3 separate regions of the Homo sapiens genome follow, and regions 2 and 3 are each linked to region 1. Evidence: chromatin contacts called from ENCODE Hi-C or POLR2A ChIA-PET data. All regions are on one chromosome and are shown on one strand. Each heading gives the region's core, a stretch centred on a gene start or an enhancer-like site at or near the end of the contact. The rest is flanking DNA. Distances are from core to core; before and after follow the strand shown. Region 1 holds the start of KBTBD2 (kelch repeat and BTB domain containing 2). Region 2 overlaps AVL9 (AVL9 cell migration associated). Region 3 overlaps AVL9 (AVL9 cell migration associated).

The links. Hi-C counts contacts between places; a loop is a spot of excess contacts on that map. ChIA-PET counts read pairs that join two places held with the same protein, here RNA polymerase II (POLR2A). Pooled maps may share reads with other maps.
Region 2: a loop to region 1 is called in a pooled map, with 3 times the contacts of the local background. The contact joins the enhancer-like site here to the promoter of KBTBD2 in region 1. A Hi-C loop is called at or near these places in 3 of 50 pooled maps. POLR2A ChIA-PET finds 5 or more read pairs at or near these places in 4 of 52 experiments (CD8-positive, alpha-beta memory T cell, WTC11, activated CD8-positive, alpha-beta memory T cell and 1 more).
Region 3: a map of endothelial cell of umbilical vein shows a loop between it and region 1 (8-fold over the local background). The contact joins the enhancer-like site here to the promoter of KBTBD2 in region 1. A Hi-C loop is called at or near these places in 1 of 168 maps with a recorded cell type or tissue (endothelial cell of umbilical vein) and 6 of 50 pooled maps. POLR2A ChIA-PET finds 5 or more read pairs at or near these places in 1 of 52 experiments (activated CD8-positive, alpha-beta memory T cell).

The regions. Positions count from the first base shown.
Region 1 is chr7:32,890,249-32,893,595 of GRCh38, forward strand. KBTBD2 (kelch repeat and BTB domain containing 2) reads right to left here and starts at 1,512. Exons shown (of 4, transcript NM_015483.3): 1 at 1,288-1,512. RefSeq lists a silencer at 872-1,821 and enhancers at 1,593-2,296, 2,002-2,061.
Region 2 is chr7:32,514,259-32,517,605 of GRCh38, forward strand. The region is part of intron 1 of AVL9 (AVL9 cell migration associated); the gene reads left to right. Among named protein-coding and RNA genes, the nearest start is that of AVL9, 20 kb to the left of the region's middle. RefSeq lists enhancers at 15-639, 2,014-2,063. Within about 2 kb of position 1,778, at least 4 of the 41 ENCODE cell types and tissues checked have a DNase peak (open chromatin) inside an H3K27ac peak, as active enhancers do.
Region 3 is chr7:32,586,306-32,589,652 of GRCh38, forward strand. It overlaps AVL9 (AVL9 cell migration associated), which reads left to right. Exons shown (of 16, transcript NM_015060.3): 16 at 1-2,421. It also overlaps the pseudogene DPY19L1P1. Among named protein-coding and RNA genes, the nearest start is that of AVL9, 92 kb to the left of the region's middle. Within about 2 kb of position 1,251, at least 11 of the 41 ENCODE cell types and tissues checked have a DNase peak (open chromatin) inside an H3K27ac peak, as active enhancers do; they include endothelial cell of umbilical vein, where a contact is called at or near this core.

The DNA of each region.
Region 1 (3,347 bases), core at 262-2,761:
GCACTAAGCCAACAGAAGATCAAAGTGAAGAAGTAAGCTTAACATTAGTTATCAGCCAGATGGAAAGAATAGCAAAATTCCACATCATCGAGATTAGAAAACAACCGACTGGCTTTTCAATTTACTTTAGATCAGAAAAAAAAGTCGGGGAAAAAAGTCCTTATCAAAGGTTAACCAAACTAAGTCATTCACAATTACAAGAGATCTAAGACCCATACTACTCAAATTCGGCAAAAATGTACAACTCAGAGGGAAGAGGGGGAAGATCCCTGTTAATTAGTTGCCTCGATAAAAGAAAATATCATTTTGGTCAGTGCACAGCGTTGATAGGGTTTCGTTTCTCAATGCCTAAATGCTGTGAGCCCGACGTACAGATTCAAGTATAAACAACACGTGACCAGTCCTGTTGCCTACGTCTTCATAAGGCTAATTGACACAGAAGATAGTTCACACACACACCCTTTTAAAGTTCATTTTGTATTTTGAATTCTTTTCCTATTTTCACTGGAAGGGGTCACCGTGGTAGCCCGTGGGATGGACGCTCCTCTACCTTTTGAGGCAGGTAGAGTTCTTAGATAGCTAAGCCCAAGGGAAAAAAAGATGTTAACTCAAAATAACCGCCCCACACCAAACTAAGCGATTTTTCTATTCCCCGGTTGTTCAATCCGTAGGGAGAAGGAGGTGGTCGAATTCAAGGAAGTTAAAGATTTCACAAAGTAAACACGTACACAATTTTCCGTTTCAAAGGGCAGTTTCTGCTTTCTTTTTTAAGTCGATATAGACCATAACAGGAGCTCTGTTCGTCTAGACCTCTCTTGGTTAGTTCAGATGTACGCGGGGGGAATACAGAAGGAAGGGGGTGTCCTCCTTCGGCCCACCATGTCGCGAACACGTCGCGAGTCTTTAAGGGAAACAGCTTTACTTCGGTAAGGGCGGGCGCGAGCCGAGGCCAAGGCGCCGCCCGGGAGCCCCGCGGGCGCCGAGGCGCCCGGTGCCGGGGCCGGAAACGCCCAGCTAGCGGCGTACCGGGCCGCCCCTTCCCCGCGGACCTGCCCGGAGCTCCGCCGCCCTGGGGCCGCCGCGGGGTGCGGAGGGCGGCGCCGGCCGCCCGCGCCCCTCCCCCGCCCGCGGCGGAAGCGTCTCGGGTTTGAAAGATGCCGCGGCCGCCGCCTCCCACCCGCCGAGCCACAAAGGGCCGAGCCCCCTCCCGCCACAGCCCTCCTCCCCGGCCCCTCCACAGGTCGCCGCGGGCTCCCAGCCTGCCCGGCGCTACTGTCGCCTGCTCACCCGCGTCCCTCGGTCCGGAGGTGTGGGATCCGCTCCAGCCGGTGGCCCCGTCCACACTGGGCCCCTCCGGCGCGGCGGCGGGGGCGTGGCCCTCCCGCCGCGGCCTCGCCTGGGGTCTCGCCTCCGCCTCCGGCCGAGGAAGGCTGGCGCCGCCGCCTCTTCCTTCCGGTTTCCCCTCGCACCCTCCCTCGCTTGGTCCGTCCAGCGCGGAAAGCAGCGTCCTCTGCGGGCGCCGCCGCACGCTCCTCAGGGCCCGACCACCGCCAGACTCCTCCCCCGGGAGCCGCGCCGCCCGCCCGCCCGCGCCGCCTTGTCAGTCCGGGGCCGCGAGACGCCGGGCCCGCCGCCCCCGCCGCCCCCGCCCCCGCCCCCGCCGCGCGCTCTCGCCCCCGCCCGCGGCCCGGGAACGCGCGCGCAATGGACCGCTGGCCAGCCTGCCGCGCCCGCCCTCGCCACGCCGCCCTCCCGCCTCGCGCGCGCGCGCGCCTGTCGGCACCAGCGGCAGTTTTGCAGTTTCCCGGGTCCTCGCGACCGTCCCCCGCCCCTCCCTTACTCTAGCTGCCCCCGCCCTTTTCCTCTGCCGGATGCCACCGGAAAGCCAAAACAATTGGGGCCGCGCAGGCGCGAAAGAGGAAACGGAAAGAGCAGGAAGGGCGGGGGCGGCGCGAGGTGACGGGAAGCGTAATTGAAGGGGGTTCCCGGGAAAGGTCATGGGAGAGCCCTTGAGGGGCGCGTGCGCGGCAGAGGGGCACTCCGAGTAGCCGCGGCGGCCGAGGCCTTGGGCCTAGACGGGCGGATGGAGAGGCCCGACAAGTTCATTGCTAGGAAATCTAGAGAGCAAAACACCAATTGTTATGCTGAAGGAGGTGTTTTATCCCTTGGAATTTCCCCTGAAATACAGATTTTTGCAGGCTGGCTCGGAAAGTGGGAATGAGTAGGACTAAACAATACCAGACCGGGGGCAGGAGAAAGTTGAGGAGGCGTTGGGCGGGTCGCTTTGTTGCCGCAGCACCTCTTCTCCAAACCATGCCCTCCTCTCTCCAGAGCCGCTTCGGCTTTTCCCAAGGCCAAGGAAGAAGTCAGAGCAGCACCCAAAAGGGCCCGCAGTTGGGGGAGGTTAGGGGAAAAGGGAGAGAGAGACATCTGGGTGCGGACGGCAGCTCCAGCGTCTGAAGCCTTCCGTTGTGTGCTGCAATGCGGCGGCTGCACGCCCCCAACCCCCCGAGTTCCAAAAGAGCGCCTTCAGCGTTGCTTCGCAAAGCGAAGCGTTTGTAGCAGCAGCTAATGGCTGTGGCCCGTACTGTTTTAGTTAACTTGGCACAGCTTGCTGGCAGGCAGGCTGTAAATTTGCTAGGAGCTATTCGTGGATCAAAAAATTGTCAGAAATGCCCACACAGACTCCACCTACCTTCCTAACTTACAGTCTTGGCACAAGCCCAATCTAGAGAATATAGATGACTAATTATAATCTGAAAGGCCATACAGTACATTACTGAAGGGAGCCTCTTCCTGTAAACTAGGCTAGATCAACTGAATGCACACCAAGATGCGTGTTATCAGGAACTACTGATAAAGGATTGTTTTACTGTAGAATCTGGAAACTACATTCAACAAATCTTCATTGAGTTTCCAGCATGCTACCACTGTACTTAGTCTAATTAAGTAGTTAAGTGGTATGATATCAAACAAGCTATACAAAAGATTAAAGTCATTTAACACACACTTGAGCACCTACTTTGTGCCAGATTGGGTATGAGAGATGCGGTCTAAACATGCAGACAACAACAACAAATGATACCTGCGGCAAGGAGTTCGTGATTCATCCTGTGGGCAACAAAAAGCCACTTAAGATTTTTAAGCAGGAGAATATCTTGATAAGATTTTAGAGAAAAAATTCTAAAGCATGATAGATAGCAGACTGGAAGCAGGGATACTAGTTAGGACGCTGTTAATGCAGTCCAGACATGAGTTGGAGAGAAAGTCCAAACTAACAGTGTCAGTGAGAATGGAGAAGCAGAGATACATTTGAAAACTAGCCAGCTATGATAAATAAGACTTGA
Region 2 (3,347 bases), core at 528-3,027, 380 kb before region 1:
ACAATACCCAGGCTTTCTTGGGCAGGGGTCCCTGCGGCCTTCCACAGTGCATTGTGTCTCTGGTTAATAGAGAATGGAGAATGGCGATGACTTTCACAAAGCATACTGCCTGCAAACACATTTTTAACAAAGCACATCCTGCACAGCCCTGAATTCCTTAAACCTCAGTCAATACTGTCAGGCCTCTGAGCCCAAGCCAAGCCATCGCATCCCCTGTGACTTGCACGTATATGCCCAGATGGCCTAAAGTAACTGAAGAATCACAAAAGAAGTGAAAATGCCCTGCCCCGCCTTAACTGATGACATTCTACCACAAAAGAAGTGTAAATGGCCGGTCCTTGCCTTAACCGATGACATTCCCCCACAAAAGAAGTGAAAATGGCCGGTCCTTGCCTTAAGTGATGACATTACCTTGTGAAAGTCCTTTTCCTGGCTCATCCTGGCTCAGAAACCTTCCTTACTGAGCACCTCGTGACCCCCACTCCTACCCGCCAGAGAACAAACACCCTTTGACCGTAATTTTCCTTTACCTACCCAAATCTTATAAAACAGCCCCACCCCTATCTCCCTTCACTGACTCTCTTTTCGGACTCAGCCCGCCTGCACCCAGGTGATTAAAAGCTTTATTGCTCACACAAAGCCTGTTTGGTGGTCTCTTCACACGGACACGCATGAAAAATACAGCACATGTTTTTGTGAGCACAGGGTTGGGACAAGAGTTACAGATTAACAGCATCTCAAAGCAGAACAATTTTTCTTAGTGCAGATCAAAATGGAGTTTCTTATATCTTCCTTTTTCTCCATAGACACAGTAACAATCTGATCTCTCTTTGTTTTCCCCATAATGTATTATGTCTCCATAAAATGTATAAAAGCAAGCTGGAGCCTAACCACCTTGGGCATGTGTCCTCAGGACCTTCTAAGGATGTGTCACAGGTACGTCTTTAACCTCGGCAAAATAAACTTTCTAAATTGATTCAGACTTGTCTCAAATACTTTTTGGTTTACAAATTGGCAACCGATGAAAGAGACTCTGAGTATAGGTGGCCTCAACCTCTGACAAATCTATTGATATTTAGTACCAGCTTTTAGCTGTCTTTATGGTCGAAACCAACAGGACAATTGGCTGAGAGCTGGGAGCCCTCCTCCCTCCAGAGAATCCTGATCTCCCCAAATTTGGTTGAGATCCAAAGTGTATTTTGCTGTACAACTCCTTTTCTAGAGTTTTACTTGCTTCCAACAAGGAAAGCAAGTTTTCCTGCTTCCATGACAATAGAAGGCAGGTAACTCCTTTCTGGAGTTAGAGCTCACTTCCAACAGAGAAGGCGAATTTGAGTTTTCCTGCTTCTAGAATGGTAGAGAGCAGTCTTCAGCCTGAGACCCATTCCTAGGTAAGTGACTGAATTGGGGTTTCATCTTGGTTAAAGTTATGATGCAGCTGGTCGTAGTTTCTCCTTACTGTTATAGCGCTCAGTAATCATATTGTTGGGTTTTTGTTGTTGTTTGTTCTGGTCTTTCTCCCATCAGATTTGACCAATTCTGCCTGACTTAGTCAAATCTGAATAAAAATTCCAAATTGTAGGGAACAAGGCCTCTCTGAATTAGCTAAAATTCCTTGCTGCTGCAAAAGAAAAAAAAATCAATTTCTGGTTGCTTCCTGTCTTTAAAAAAAAATTGTTCTTTCATTTACTTTTCTCTACCCTATTCCTCCTTCCCCACTTTGCCATACTCAGTACGAAGAAAAATCTAGAGATGACTCAAACCCCTTAAAGAACACAGAACAAAGGCACCACTCACCCCATTTGGGGGTGTTCTGTTTTCTTTGTGGAGTTTCAAGAGTCATGGGCAGATTCTTCTTAGGTCTAAAGTTCTGCTTTCCTGTATTACATTACCTCACCTCTTTGGCTTTTGTGAGTAGCAGAGATTACCTTGTACTGTGAGAGGATTTTACCTTGATGTGTGTACTGGCGGATGAGAGCTACAAAGTTAAAGCTGACTGAGGACAGTTTACAGGAAGCAGTCTTCACTGTTTTGTTTTTTCCACCTAGGAAGTTGTTTAGGATCCTAATTCTAATTCAGAGGTGCATTCTACAGAGTCTTCTCCATTGCCTTTCCTCTCAAAATTAATCTTGATTGGCTTCTCTGGGCATTTGCGTGAGGAACTGAAACTCATTTTCATAGATAAATGAGAGAATGAGTTTCCTCAGCTCCCTAAAGGGCATTTTGCTTCTCCCAGCTGAAAGGCTCCCCTGGATTACTAGGGGCTAAGTGGGAGTGTCTAGTGGGTTGACCCCCAGCAACGTGCAGCAGCCCTACAGGGAATCCCCAACAAAATTAGTTTTAAAAGGCTTGTCCAAGAAATGAATATAGGAGCTGGTCATTCCATGCTTTGAGCCCTCCTGGAGGTGCTAGACCTCTGGAGACAAAAATGACTCAGTGGATAACACGCTATGGAGTCCTGCCAATAACCAGCACACTTCAACCCATTCCACTAAACCCTAGGCCTTTAAAAAAAAAAAAAAAAAGGTGGGAAACAATCTAAGAATGGGAAAAACAAGGAGAATGACTCCCTTTCAGGCACTCTGTTGGTTTTATGGCACCTCTGCTTGCAAGTGTTTGTGTAAAATGGTCTTTATGGTCTTTTTGTGCACAATTACATCAAGGAAATTTCAGAGCCCAAAGGTCAACCTGCAACTATAAGGTTCCTAAGTTATCTATCTCTTTCTTTTCTGCCTGCTTTAAGTCTGCTGTTACTTTTTTGCTGAGATAGAATCCACTGTTTGTATTCAACCATTTCGTTTTTGTTATTGTTAATTGTTTTTGCAAACCAATGAGTTTGTATTAATATCTCCTGGCTAGAGTTCTGAAGTAAAAGCTATAGAATCTTTGTGTGAGGGTGTATGTGTGTGTTTATGTGTACATATGCATATTTTGTTATGTGTTTTGGCCACAGGGACCAAATGTGGCTTAAACTTACAGAGTACTCATAAATAAGCCCAAACGCTTTTCAAGTTCACGTGACAGTAAAATCTTTTTTTCTTTTTCTTTTTCTTTTTTTTTTTTTTGAGACAGAGTCTCACTCTGTTGCCCAGGCTAGAGCGCAGTGGCATGATCTCAGCTCACTGCAAACTCTGTCGCCTGAGTTCAAGCGATTCTCCTTCCTTAGCCTCTCTAGTAGCTGGGATTACAGGTGCCTGCCACTGTGCCTGGATAATTTTTGTAGTTTTAGTAGAGACGGGGTTTCACCATCTTGGCCAGGCTGGTCTTGAACTCCTGACCTCGTGATCCACCCACCTCGGCCTCCCAAAGTGCTGGGATTACAGGCATTAGCCACCACGCCTGGCTGA
Region 3 (3,347 bases), core at 1-2,500, 300 kb before region 1:
CTTTCATCATAGAAATGGTCAAAAGACCATAGCTATATTTCCTTCAGGTTCTGGGAGGTGGAGTTTTTCAAGGAACACTGGCTGTTGTATTGTTGGCAGGGGCCCCAAGGCAGCTCGCACAATCAAAGGCAGGAAGCCTCACCCCTGGTCCTGTGACCCCCCCCCCCCACACACACACATACTTCAGGCTTGGATTCTAGGCTCCAAGTGGCCAGCATAGAAGCAGCAGCCTCTCTCCAAACCCTGGCTCTGTGAGCCATAGGAACCAGCACTAGGTCATCTTCTGACATAGCCCTGGTGAAGGTGTGTGTGTGTTGGTGGCCACACTTGCTAAGGCTTTTGTGTCTAAGAATTGAGTATTTGTACCTAGGTGTGAGGGAACCAGGGTCAGCCAGCCTTTTTCAGATGGCGCCAGGCACACACACTACATCAATGGCTTGCTGGTGGCTTCACCACTATCCAGGTGACTTAAAAGAGTGTTTGGAAAATGTCCCTGGTATACTTCAATTCCTACTAGACATTGTAATGACAATGGTGTAGGTAAGGAAGAGAGAGTTAAAACTACCAGTTGTGGAATAGAAATAGTTGCATGTCCAAAGAAGGCTTAGAATGATTGTGCATATGCAGTTGGCTCACATAACCAGCATGAACAGTCTCTCCCCAAATCCATTAGTGATTCACTACCCCCCGCCAAGCACAGCCCTAAAACAATTCTCGTCCACTTTCCTGTTAAGAAACACAGCAGCAATATACTTTGGCAGCAAACCAGAGCATATGATGTAACTTGCTCAACCTTATCTTCCTTTCCAAATTCTATACTAAGCATCTGATGTTTTTTAGAATAATTTCCTTTGGAAAGCCAACGAGAAAACAAATTAGGAAGAGAGAGAAGTGAGAAATTGTTGCATGGCTGAGGAACAAGATGCTTAAAATCTGAATGGAAGTATTTTGAGAGCAGTATTTCATGTGCTAAGGGTTATAAGAATTCTTTTAGAAAGGGATTAGAATTTTACTCTGCTAGTTACAAGTTTTAAAGTCACGCTACGGCATTATCACCCTGGCAGGTAGGTTTTGTTATTGTTTTACATTTTGTGAAAAAAAGTTTTGTAGAAGTTACAGCTAGTGGTCTTTTCCCTCCAGAGCCAGTGATGAGTGTGGGAGCACTTCAGCTCTGTAAGGGGCCAGCGTTCTGACCTTTAACCACATGAACTAACCTGCGTCAGCAGTTGCAGAAAGTAGCCTGTTAGGACAGCAGCTGCTAAGCGTTGCCTGGTATTTTAGTGGGGAGAAGGCTGGGACTCTTCATGGCATCAACACTTGCATGCTCTGAATCTTTGATCAGAGATGAGGTGCCATTTTTGGCATTTCCACCCCGTCTCGTGGTAGCCTTTAAAAGTGGTAGAAGATGCTGCCCTAATTCCCCGAGGATGATTGTCATTCCATGCAGCATAATGTGCCGTGAGGAGTTTTCTCATTCCAGTTCTTTGGACTTCGTAACATTGGAATTGTTTTTCCATAATTTCCGGCATTCCATAAATATTTGTCAAGGACAAAGAAAAGGAATGTGGATGTTTATTCTTTTCATATGAATGACTTTGTACACATGACTTCCTGCTTTCATTATGAAGGAGGGGAAACTAGTTCCCTTGTATGGTAACTCCAAAGTTAAAAAATTGTGCATGTCTGAGGGGTTGAATATATTTTGTAAAACTCTAAATACATTTGTATTTCTGTGCTGTTCTAAAGTTTACCTTTTTACTTATATGAAAGATAACTATATATTTAAATCATGTAAGTGGAACACAGTGTAGGGGGTTTTTCCAATCTTATTTTTCATCAGGTTCTCACACCCACGTAGTATGCTGCTCAAATTTTTTCGTGTGTGCAAATGTGAACATTTGAACATTTCAGTTAGGTACTGAGCCAGAAAAGGTAATTGAAGTTTTCAGAAAGCTTCTGTGCTTAGAAAATATTTTGTTGTTTTCTTAAAATATTAGTATTTTGTAGCTGGAAGAATAAGATCAAGGCTTACATGTTTCAGGCCACTTGGTCACTGGTTCCTGAATTTAGAAAACATTGGATTAATGAGTTGGTGAAGGCATTTAGTGGTTACAAAAACAGTTTAAATATTTATGATTAAAGGCTTTTCACAAACCTTTTTAAAGAAAATTTAGCTGAGAAAACTTAAAAAGTTTTCTAAGGAAGTTTAACTGTGGCACATGTTTTGATCAGAAAGGTAGTTCTCTTTGCTCTGGTAGTTTTAAAGTTTGTACTAGTTCTTTATTTCTGTTGTTTTTTTAAATTGTTAAAATTATAAATCACGTCTAATCATACTGAATTGTAAAACTTGAATTGTATCTTTATTTTAAGCATAAATGAGAATAAAATGATCCTGTTCACCCTGCCTACAGTTGGACTTGACCTGTCCTAGAAGTACCCTGTGTGTTGTCCATGTGGTTTCTGGCCTCCTTCACAGTTAAACGGCAGCTTCATTTATTAAGAAACCACACAGAATGAACTAAAGACTCATGACTCATTTACTCTCATTTTGACATCGCTTTGACAGTGGTGCCCAGCTTTCAAGGCAGTGACCTCTGCAGGAAGAGGCCCTTAGCTTCTGTGGAATGCTAAGTGCAGAGAGCTGCAAAAAGTATCAAGCAGAGCCTGGTCACAAGATAATGTCTCATTAGGATATTGTCCCAAGCAACCCATTTTGCACCTGGACTGATAAGTGTCAAAATAGCCCTTGATATTGCCACTGAAGACTCCTGCCACATTTTCATGTATATGTTCATGTACTGGGTTCCCTTACAACTGTTCTACAAAACAGGCTTTAGGATGTGCTTCACAGAAGAAGTGACAAACTTCCTTGCCCCCTGGGAATGTGTGCTTCCTTGAGTGCTGGTGCAGGGTTAAGCTGGAGTTACCAGTGTTCTTTGATGTGGACCGTGAGAGCCCTGGAGCTGATGGGATAACTTGAGGACAGTGGAGCTTCCTCTACTCAGGGAAAGGAAGGCATCTCCTTCCCTTTCCAGATGTCCCCCTCAGACTGAGCTCTCCTGTGGGGATGTGATGGGTCCCTATCACCCACCAAGGAAGAGCTGCCTACCCTTCATTCTGATAGGACAGGAGTTGCAGTTATTGAATCTGGTAACATCTGGAAGGAGTGTGATTAGGGAGCCTGTTCTTTCCAAGGAAAGTTCTTTCCATCCTTCATGAAGGGCTTCTCTCTGCCTGAGGTAATGTACACAGGGTTGGGGAAGCCACTGCAGCAGGACTGACCTGTCCAACTTCACCATCAACAGATCCTCACATGGCACGCATAGACACTTTGTATGATCATGAAG